Regions from separate parts of the Homo sapiens genome. Here region 1 is linked to region 2. Evidence: chromatin loops called from intact Hi-C (ENCODE). Cell type or tissue: A673. All regions are shown on one strand. Links, peaks and the distances in the headings refer to the core of each region. The heading gives the core; the rest is flanking DNA. Region 1 has its middle 100 kb from the start of FZD7. Region 2 has its middle 19 kb from the start of FZD7.

Region 1 (5,378 bases), core at 95-5,094, 82 kb after region 2:
GTGAGCATGCATACAACTTCAGTGAACACACTGTGCATGCAGCCCTTCCCAAGTGCTGGCCAGCCACTGTACATGCGGACAGCCCACCCCAAGGGAAGAATCAGGGGAGAAGGAGTGCAGACCCCGGAAGCATGCTGATATGGTTTGGCCGTGTCCCCACCCAAATCGCATCTTGAATTGTAGCTCCCATAATTCCCACGTGTTGTGGGAGGGACTTGTGGGAGATAATTGAATCGTGGGGGGCAGTTTCCCCCATAATGTTCTCATGGTAGTGAATAAGTCTCATAAGAGCTGATGGTTTTATAAGGGGTTTCCCCTTTCACTTGGCTCTCATTCTCTCTTGCCTGCCACCCTGTAAGACGTGTCTTTCACCTTCTGCCATGAATGTGAGGTCTCCCCAGCCACACAGAACTGTGAGTCCATTAAACCTCTTTTTCTTTATAAAGTATCCAGTCTCAGGTATGTCTTTATCAGCAGTGTGAAAACGGACTAATACATGTGCCAACGTATAAAGCCGCAAGTCACAGATCAAACAGTGCAGTTGAATCGCTCGAGTTGCCTACTTGGCCCTCTTCCAAGTGTACTTTACTTCATTTCATTCCTACTCTAAAACTTTTTAATAAACTTTCACTCCTGCTCAAAAACTTGCTTCTGTCTTTTACTTTCCCTTACGCCCCCTCGTTGAATTTTTTCCTCCGAGAAGGCAAGAATTGAGGTTGATGAGAGAACCTGAACAGAACAGAACAGAGACCTGTTCCGATTTGCTGCTGCCAACAGTAACACTCACACGTTCCAGGGATTAGGATCTGGGTATCTTTGGGGGCCTTTATTCAGCCTACCACAGGAATCAAGTCATAGGGAAGCTTGGTTGGGCCACGCCACACTCAGGGGCCTGCTTCTCTCTGCCTTGGACAATGGCTGTGCCACCAGGGGAGACAAAATGTACCTCTCCTCAAAGGGCTCCAGGGCTGCCCTGTGAGTTGCATTTTGTTTTTCCTGGTGAACTCTTTCTCCTAACCGTTGTCATTTGTCAAAGGCGGCAGGCAATCAAAGTCCTGGCCACATTCATCTTGCCCTCCCTCTCTTCCTCCAGGATGCAGGCCCATGACAGCTATTGCTGCCAGCCCTGGGCCCCCCACAGCCTGACATATGAAGGCTGTGAGGATGCCCAGTTGTTGGACCTGGCTCTGCTCCAGGCTGTCAGCCCTTCCATTAGTAGGAAGCAGGTCAGAGCTCTCTCTAAAGCTTCAAAAACATCGCCCCAGCCGTTGGACAGACCGGCAGTCACTTGAGCCTGTGGTAGGTATCCAAACCTCAGGAAAGTCTGTCTCACACAGGCCTGAGCTGGGCTTCACAGAGGAAGGGCATTATGTCAGTGAAAACAAAATGAAACCGCAGGGTCCTGCTTGGTGGGGCTTTGTTCTGCCAAATCCTTCAGGCTACCCGGCTCTGCCCGAGCCTCCTCCTCACTGTGCCAGGACATTCTTCAGTGACTTTGCAAGAGCAGGACAGCTGGCTTCCGGGGAGTGTGAGAAATGGCTTCAGAGGAGCATCCTCTCTGGAGGGTGGGGGAGAAAGAAAAGGGGAGAGAATTCTCATACCGGGAAGGTGGGAGGTAGTTCTTGTCAGGATCAGGATGAAATTGAGATGTTGCTCTGGCTGTTATTCATGAGTGACTATTTGGGCTAAAGTATTAATTTTTAATAACATGAAGGATGAACATGTTATAACTACCTCTAAGTAAAATCGAGATAGGAAAGAATAACCGCAGATGCTGGGAAATGGCTTTTTAAAACATGCATTTTCTATGGATAAATATAAGTCTGTATGCATTTATCCAATGCCCTCATGTGTGCAGAAATGTGAACATACTTTACTAATTCAGGTTAATTGGGTGAGATGCCTAAGTGAAATGTCTGAATTCATATTTTAATAAAGAAATGCAGTTTTATTATTTTCAAGAGCTTTGAGTAATGGGGCTAACAAGATGTTACCTAGGAGACATATTTATGGATTTATTCTTTAGGTAGAAAAGACTCCAATTTAGAATGCAGCAATTGGAGGGCAACGCTGGCAAATTGAAGGTGTGTTCTGAGTGCAGGTGGGGATGTGTTGGAGGGTTTTGATTCATAGAAAACATTAACTTGTATTAATCATTCTGGACATCAGTGCTGCGGTTTTAGGCACCAGACATAGCCATCCCCGCATGCCTCCCTACACACACACGCACACACACACACACAGGCATGCATGCACTCCATAGCATGTAATTCTGTACCAACCATGACACATCAAAGCAGAAAAAGACCTTTTCAGTCATCTGGTCAACCACTGAACCCATGAGGAGCTGGAGGGGCAGAGAGGTGAGGTGACTTGCCCAGCAGCCCACTAGAGAGTGAAAGAACTAGAATTGGGATGTGCATTCCCACTCCCAGATCAACTCTCTTTCCTCTTTTACTATTGCTTCTGAGGCATCCACAGCCACATTAGGGAAGGGGAGAAAGAAAGAGGGTGAGAGAAGAGAACAGAAGAGGCACAGATTTGGGGAAAGCAATGAATCATCTGACTACGACTTCTAATTGGATTTGGAGTGTTATTCCGTTTGTGCCTGCGCTTCCCTGCTGGGAAGCCAGCCCTGGGTCTCTGGAGCTGATACAGCAGTAACAGCAGCAGTTGCCATTTACTCAGTGTTTGTTCTGTGCCAGACACTCTTCTAAGCACTTGACATGGATTAACTCACTTAATCCTCAGAACAGGCCCTTGAAGTAGGTCCTGTTACTAAGCCCATTACATCTGTGAAGAAACTGAGGCAAGGAGAGATTAAGGGTCTCATCCAAGGTCATAAGTGACAGAGCCAGGACTCAAATCCAAGCCCTCTATCTTCAGAGCCCTCTCTCACCTGGCACTACTCTGCCCTAACCATTTTGCTCTACACTAGACCTCCCAATAAATGGCACAAAATATTAGCCCTTCAGCCACTGGCTGCCCAGGCAAGGACTGGAGTGGCTGGAGCCACTTGGTTAGTTGCAAACAACTTCATTTGTTTGCCCTGGGGTGTCTTATGTTGTATTATTATTTTCTCCGTGTGCCATGGCGTGAGGAATGTTGGAAAGTGCTGCCCTATTCTGTAATGTAGTCACGATGGATGATTCAGTTAGTTTCGTGCTTTCTGGCTAGCTCAGAATAAATTAGCCACAGGTTTAGCCCTGCCGGCTGATGATTTAGCCTCCCAGACTCCGCTCAGTCCTCTGGGAGGCATCTCATAAACACAAGGGAGAGAGGGCAGGAGTGTGTCTGAATCTGCATCAACACCTCACCTGCTAGAAAGGCTGTGGCACATGTGCCCTCTGGGAACAAGTCGGCAGCCTCATCTGCATCTATGGACAGGACTTTCCAATGCAAGGAGAAAGCATCAGGAGCCGGAGTCGCACAGCAGCCTTGATTCCTCTAACCCTGGGTGGCAGTTCCTTTTCAAAACAATGTTGACTTCTCACCCTGACATACAGGGGTGCCTGCATTTTGTATTGGCATTGCAATGTTGTGTTCTTTTGGAGAACTACGTGTTCTGGAGATGTCAGGGTTAGAGGAGTCAGCAATTATGAGCTTATGAGATAATGACACGTGTGTTTAGTGTGATGGCAAATTATACCATAGAAAAAAATTTTGAAGATTCAGAGTGAACTATTTTCCTATATAAACTTACTGCCTCAGGAAAACTGTGGTTAAAATGATAAATTACCAGGAAACTTCAAGTTTCCCCTAGAGAGTCAAAATAAAAATACAAGAAGAGGCATTGTTGAAATAATCCCAAATTGGAAACAGTGATTATTCAATTAAAAATAAGTGTGGTTACACTTTCTATTTATATAGTATCATCTGGCAGTTTTTAGCCTTGAGACTCAAAGAGAAATCTAGTAATCCTAGACTTCAATATCCTCTTCTCCATGAGTTTTGCTATCCTACTCAACATCTAACCTTTTTCCTATAAATCTCCAAAGAAGTAGCTTCATCTCCTCTCCTGTAAATCTACTTCAGCTTTTTTGGGCTTTGTGACCAGAAAGCTCCTTCTAATGTCTATTCTGAATCTTGTTGCTATGATTTAAACCCATAATCTGTTGCCTTGTCCTAGGGAAAAATGGCAGCCACAGTTAATCCTTCACATTCTTAGAGAATATAACAAGGTCAACCCCTGACCTCCTCTTCTCCCTACTTAGCTCCATTTTGGGAGAGGTTTGTCTCTGGGCCCTCTCCAAACCCACATCATAGTGGAGTTCCAGAGTCTGAACCTAAATGCAATGTGGTGGTGAACAGGGTGGTCTCTGTGGGTTCTACCAGTCTCCCTGATTCACTGTTCCATCTGTAGAGACAAGGCTTGGCCAGCCTCCTGGGAGGATAAACTTGTGGTTTCCTCATTTACTACCCAGGAAGTGCAGGGTGTGCAGGAAGGAGTAGAAGAGGCACCACTTGGAAAAGGTGAGATTGGTCTGGACACCACTGCATGCTGGCCTGGGATCTTGGGCACCTCAGTTAAGCCTTCATAACCCCCTCCTTGATGTAAGGGAAAATTGTACCTACTGCACACAACCTCATAGGATGTTCTTAAGATCGAAGGAGATGAAATGTCATTGAAAAGCTCACTCTTCCCTCAGCTCAGCCCAGAAGGTTAAACTGGTTCCCCTTTGGCCCAGAGCCCAGTGGCCGAGTCCAGCTGGTTGAGACAAGGGGGTTAAGTCTAGGAGGCAATGGTCCAGTGGCTGGGCTACACCCTACTGAGTTAAAGATTGCTGACCACTTTACAATTTTGTGATGTCTCCCCTTTATTTCCTGTGGCCATAGCCTCAATGTGTGTGACAAATTTTATACATAGAAGGAAAAAGACAGTCACCCACTGGGTTAATGTAATTTCCTACACAAGACTCGAAAATGCCCATTACAGTGAATCCTTTGGATCAAGGCCTAGCAAATAGAAGACTGACATCAAAATACAAATATTTTACCTGCGATGGGTGAACCTCTGACAGCTGTCTCTACATTCTCACCGATAAGTGAGTTAATTCCCTAGCAAATAGCCAGGCCCTTGGGGGATGGTACGTGTCATTTTTGGGGAATGCTGGATCAACAGGCAGTTTGGAGTGGAAGAAAGGATATCAAGCTTTGGCCCCAGATTTGCCATTTGTGAATTATGTGACTCCAAATACCTTGCTTAACCTCTTAGCTTTCTCTTCTGAAAAAAAAAATTTAAGGATACACAATACACCCCACAAGGTGGGTCTGTATTAAATAGCAGAGTGTGGGTGTTGAATGTGCTTTATAAAACAGGAAGGGAAATGCACAGTGTTGGTCATTGTCATCGCTATGGGTTTCCTAGGACCCAGTGC
Region 2 (5,378 bases), core at 172-5,171:
TTGAGTCCAATCTTCCTCCCCAACTATAAGTCCCTGTTACGGTGGTCCCTATACCTATCACCATGGCCCCCCTTGAATACATCTGCCTTACTATCTTTAAAAACACACAAAACCCCCAAAAACAATTAATTACAAAAATGCTGTTTTATGTTGTAGCAAGTAAAAATGGTGCCCTGTCTTTCATGACTTCTATAAACCAGTAAGGGCTTTGAGCACCCAAAGGCTTAGAACCCCATCTTACTTTTCAAAAACAAACAAACAAACACACAAAAGAAACACAGATTCTTTTGATAAACATAAAACCCTCACAATTGCCCAGAAAGTCTAATGTGTTTTTTTTATCTGCATGTTTTAGATGCAGAAATGGACACTTAGAGAGGCTAAATAACTTGTCCAAGATCATGGAGCTAGTAACTAGTGGGGCTGTGATTTGAACCCGGGCCATCTGGCTTCAGAACTGGAGGCACCAGTTGATCACGCTGACAAGTGTCAGGTGTCTGTGCCACTGGCCAAAACACAGTTCTGGCAGGAGAGATCTCAGCTCTGCTTGAACTCCAGGGAGAGAGGGCTTTCTTTGCATGTTCCCATTTCATTTTTGGACAGCTTTAATTGTTAGAAAGTCCTTCACTATATTGAACTGAAATCTGCCTCCCCAAGGCTTCCATTGATTTTCACAGTACAAATTTAATCCCTCTCCCACACAACCACCCCTCAGATATATGTGTGCCACCCCGCCCCCACACCTCCTCCTCCACCCTGTTGGTGGGAACACTGGAAACAGGCCCTCTCAAGGTTCCAGGCCCCTAGTGCGGCTGAGACCACAGGGAGGCTAGATGGGGCTTATACAGGAGGCGGAATGTTAAATCAGGTATTGCCAGTTGTTGTAGGTAATGTTTAGAACCCTGGACAAAGAATTCTCTAGGAACCAGCTAAGAATGGCTCACCATCCCTGAATTATACACTTCCCTGTAACATGGACATTGCCATAAGATGTCGTTGATCCTGAAAGTGGCTGAGTCTTTTTTTTTTTTTTTTTTTTTTTTGAGACAGAGTCTCGTTCTGTCGCCCAGGCTGGAGTGCAGTGGTGCAATCTTGGCTCACCACAAGCTCCGCCTCCCGGGTTCATGCCATTTCCTGCCTCAGCCTCCCAAGTAGCTGGGACCACAGGCGCCCGCCACCATGCCCGGCTAATTTTTTTGTGTTTTTAGTAGAGACGGGGTTTCATCGTGTTAACCAGGATGGTCTCGATCTCCTGACCTCATGACCCGCCCATCTCGACCTCCCAAAGTGCTGGGATTATAGGCGTGAGCCACCGCGCCTGGCCTGTAGCTGAGTCTTTATTCCAACCTAATTAGTTTCAGTGGGAAGGGAACCATAGACAAAAAATTATTGAGGATGAAACCCCAAGAGACATCAAAATGGGTAGGATGGAGCGCCCAAATGGGGATGCAGAGCAGGTTCTGCAGCAGGAATGATCATGTGATGCCTAATGGGTTTGAAATGGCAGTAGACACTTGCTAAGTGCATACCCTGGTCTGAGCACAAAAGAGACTTAGAAATGCAGTTTTAAAGTCATTTCTGTTCCCTCCATTGATTACGTTATAGAAATAGAAACGCATGGGTGTGTGGCAGGTGGTGTATAGTAGCAAAGCAACCAGGGCCTGCTCCTTTGGAATATCTCAGCCAAGGAGACTGAAGGAGTAGCACGTTTTGGCAGCAATTTTTAGCCGTTCTCTCCACCCCCAACTCCCAGCCTTTGGCTAGACTTGGCACCTGATGGATGGGTGGCTTATCTTTGTATAACCACATGGCCGAATATCTCCAAAAGGCCAGCAAAGATATGGTAGCCTCAAAGCTCAGCAGGACCCAAATCCTGACCAGATCCAAAGATCCTTTGGAGAGGCAGCAAACATGGCCAGCAAAGGAGATGCCCTAATTGTGTCTAAATGCATGTGTTCATTCATCCATCCAAAACCAAGTGTGCTGGCCCCTGTGTGTGGACCCACAGATACAGTGGTAAACAAGCCCAGTACAGTCTCCGTGTCGTGCCGTACAGACTTACTGCACACATACCACGTGCCAGGCTCTGTGCTGGCCTGACTTGGTATGTAGGCCCTTAATGTCCCATCCTTTTAGGGGTTTTAGGAAGGAGATGTGGACGGCAAATGTCTTCCATGCTTTTGGAATAGGCTTCTGTTGGGGGTATGCTGGGACTGCTCGTGCTGGCTGTCTTCTTGGAGATGTGAGATGTGCAGCCACCAAGGGCTCCTCAGAGGAACACCCACAGGACTCTCCATCCACGCCTCCATCAGGCAAATTCCCCTTTGTCTAAATTTGGATGTTGTTCTCTCTAACGGAGCAGAGGGTAAGTCTAGCAATGTCAGCCTCCCTTGGAATCTCAGGCCAAGCCTTTGAGCAGACAGGCATTTCTCATCCTCAGTCTCTCAGCATCTCCCAGCGATTAACATAACCTGACACCAGGCCCATCAAGATAAGGATCCTAATGGCCACAATGTCTTCCCTTTCCTCCCCCAGCCCTTCTTTATTGCTCTGCACATTACGCTCACTTCCAGCAGGGAAGAGTTTAGAAGCGTGGGGCTAGGCGACCCCGTTCTGCAGGCAGCTCCCCGCAAGGCTTGTGCGAGGGCTCCAGGGACAGAGAAGCATTTCCCTTTAATAAGCTTCTCACACTACATTAAAGATAAAAGGGGAAGGGAAATATTTATATTCTGACAAAGCAGCTCTTCCCTTCAGGCTCTTGTTTTATTTATTAACTTGCTCTGTCCCTCTCTCAGTCTTTCTCTATTTCAGGGGCGAGGCATTTCCTCTCCTTCTCCCCTTTAGTCACTAATTTTGTGGGTGAGTGACAGTGACAGAGGGACTTTAGAATCGTTGTCAAAGAGATGGGATTTATAGGTGGGTGCCATTCCCAGGTGACACACACAGCTGTTCCTGTACCCTCTCGGGAGATGCTCCCCCATTACCACACTTATTATATAGCCCTTGGACGGCAGGATGAATCATGCTGGTTATGTTATGTCATTTAAAATGAAGCTGTGTCAGTCCAGCAAATTGCTCAGAGATACAGTAATCTGGATGCTGACTCCGTACACCTGGGACTTCTTCGACCTCTTCTTTTATTGCATATTTTCCTCTCTCCCAGAGGTGATCTCTTGAGGAAGCTTATTTCCTCCAGCTAATCTGCCTAGAGCCAATAAAACACAGATATGCTGTTTTGCAATGATTATCATTAAAGTTGCAGGCTACTATTGTTCCAAAGCCTACTCTAGTTGTAAAGGAGTTAATTCTCTTAAACATGCCCTGCCTAGATTATTAGATGGTCAGGATGGTTTAGCCTCTGTTCTGTTGGCCCAGGGAATATTCATCTTGTTTTCCAAGTAGAAGCTCTTTTGTTTTTTGGTAGTGACTTTTTAAAAGTGACATATGATCATCATTTAAAATTTCAAGTACAAAGAAAGCAACAAATGTCCTACCTATCCACTTGTGGAGAAGCAATATAGGGTGATGGTTGAGAGCAAAGACAGCAAAGACCCTGGAGTCTGAATCCCTGGGTTTGACTCTTAGCTCTCCCATGTACTATCTGTGTAACCCATAGGAAACATCTCCATTCCTCAGTTTCCTTACCTGTAAAATGGGGGTGATGATATCTACTCCTTAAAAATTTTATGTGGGGGGCCAGCGGTCCTCATGCCTGTAATAGCAGCACTTTGGGAGGCTGAGGTGAGTGGATCGCTTGAGCCCAGGAGTTCAGCCTGGACAACATGGCAAAACCTCATCTCTACAAAAAAATATTTTTAAAAAATTAACTGGGTGTGGTGGCGTGCACCTGTAGTCCCAGATATCTGGGAGGTTGAGGTGGGAGGATCACTTGAGCCCAGGAGGTGGAGGCTGCAGTGAGCCATGATCACGCCACTGCACTCCAGCCTGGGCAATAGAGTGAGTTTATGAGGATTAAATTTGTAGATACATGTAAAGTTCTTAAGATAGTGTTGACACGTAGTGAGCACGTAAAAAGAATTAGCTATTGTTACAATTACCATTGAAAAATAATCAGAAAGCAAGAGAGGTCACAAATAATTTTATTGTAACATGATTATATTATGCATGCTTTTAAAATAATTAAAAACATTAGGCTTGGTTTTACCTGAACTTAACAGTAAAAAGGAACTCAGGTGAAATTAATAAACTTCAAAGATTAGTTCCTGAATGACAAGACATGTTAGTTTCTAGAAGATCATCCCAAGATTAGAAAAATATAATGGGTGATGAAAATTAATTGAAAGGTTGGGTGGGTGGTTTTGATTGGCTTCCTGCCAGGTAATAAGATGATTTAGTGCTCTCATGCTTCTTCCCCACTCCCAATTTTTGATGCTTCTATAATTTTTAATTTGTTTGACTTTATAGCATCTACATTCTGATTTGCATCTATTTATTTCTCCAGAGGTCTAGTCCTCTTTCTATATTTAATTGAATTCAGTGTTTACTGCTAGTCCTTTTATCAAGAGTTTCACATTACTAGTTCTCTAATTTGGTCAATTTTTTTGACTGGTTGTATTTCACTGTCGAGTAGGCTTTTTTCTCCTATTTTTTGCCCCTGCAGAAGGACTTAGTGGTGTTATATTCCCCAAATTCTTTCATATTTGAGAATGTTTGACTGTTATGTCACTATGTATGTGAGTGACATCTTGCTGAGTGTAATGTTCTTGAGTTGCCTTTTCTTTTCCTCAAAACCTTGTAGGCATTTTTCTATTGCCTTCTGGCATTAAATGTTGCTATTTGGAAGGATGATGCCAGGCTTGTAGTTTTCCCCTTGTCAGATCCTAGGTTTTTTTTTTTTGTTTTGTTTTTTGTTTTTGAGATGGAGTCTTGCTCTGTCACCCAGGCTGGAGTGCAGTGGCATGATCTCGGCTCACTGCAGCCTCCACCTCCCAGGTTCAGGCGATTCTCCTGCCTCAGCCTCTCTAGTAGCTGAGGTGCACTTCACTACACCTGGCTAATTTTTTTATTTTTATTTTTAGTAAAGACAGATTTTCACCATCTGTCTTTACTAAAGTTTGAGAGCTGGTCTCAAACTCCTGACCTCAAGTGACCCACCTGCCTCAGCCTCCCAAAGTGTTGGGATTACGGGCGTGAGACACTGCACCTGGCCAAGAATTCTTGTTGATCGATCTATATCATATTTCCCTAGTTTAGAATGGGTCCTTCCTTCCTTCCTTTCTTCCTTCTGTCCATCCGTCTGTCTGTCCTTCCTTCCTCCCTCCCTCCCTCTCTTTTTCTTTTCTCTTTCTTTCTTTCTTTCTTTCTTTCTTTCTTTCTTTCTTTCTTTCATTCTTTCTTTCATTCTTTCTTTCTTTCTC

Evidence for each region. A loop is a pair of places that touch in the nucleus more often than their neighbours do. Peaks named below come from ENCODE experiments on the same cell type or tissue, not always from the same donor. Only the 100,000 strongest peaks of a DNase experiment are listed, where the experiment ranks them.
Region 1: it touches region 2 in a loop (2.1-fold over the local background); 1 of 110 quality-filtered maps calls a loop at or near these places.

The regions. Positions count from the first base shown.
Region 1 is chr2:201,929,955-201,935,332 of GRCh38, reverse strand. No RefSeq gene overlaps it. Among named protein-coding and RNA genes, the nearest start is that of FZD7, 100 kb to the left of the region's middle. In A673, for the core only: no CTCF peak of the experiment used is centred there; DNase peaks (open chromatin) are centred at 1,462, 2,672 and 3,632; H3K27me3 peaks cover 3,702 bases.
Region 2 is chr2:202,012,127-202,017,504 of GRCh38, reverse strand. No RefSeq gene overlaps it. Among named protein-coding and RNA genes, the nearest start is that of FZD7, 19 kb to the left of the region's middle. In A673, for the core only: no CTCF peak of the experiment used is centred there; a DNase peak (open chromatin) is centred at 2,644.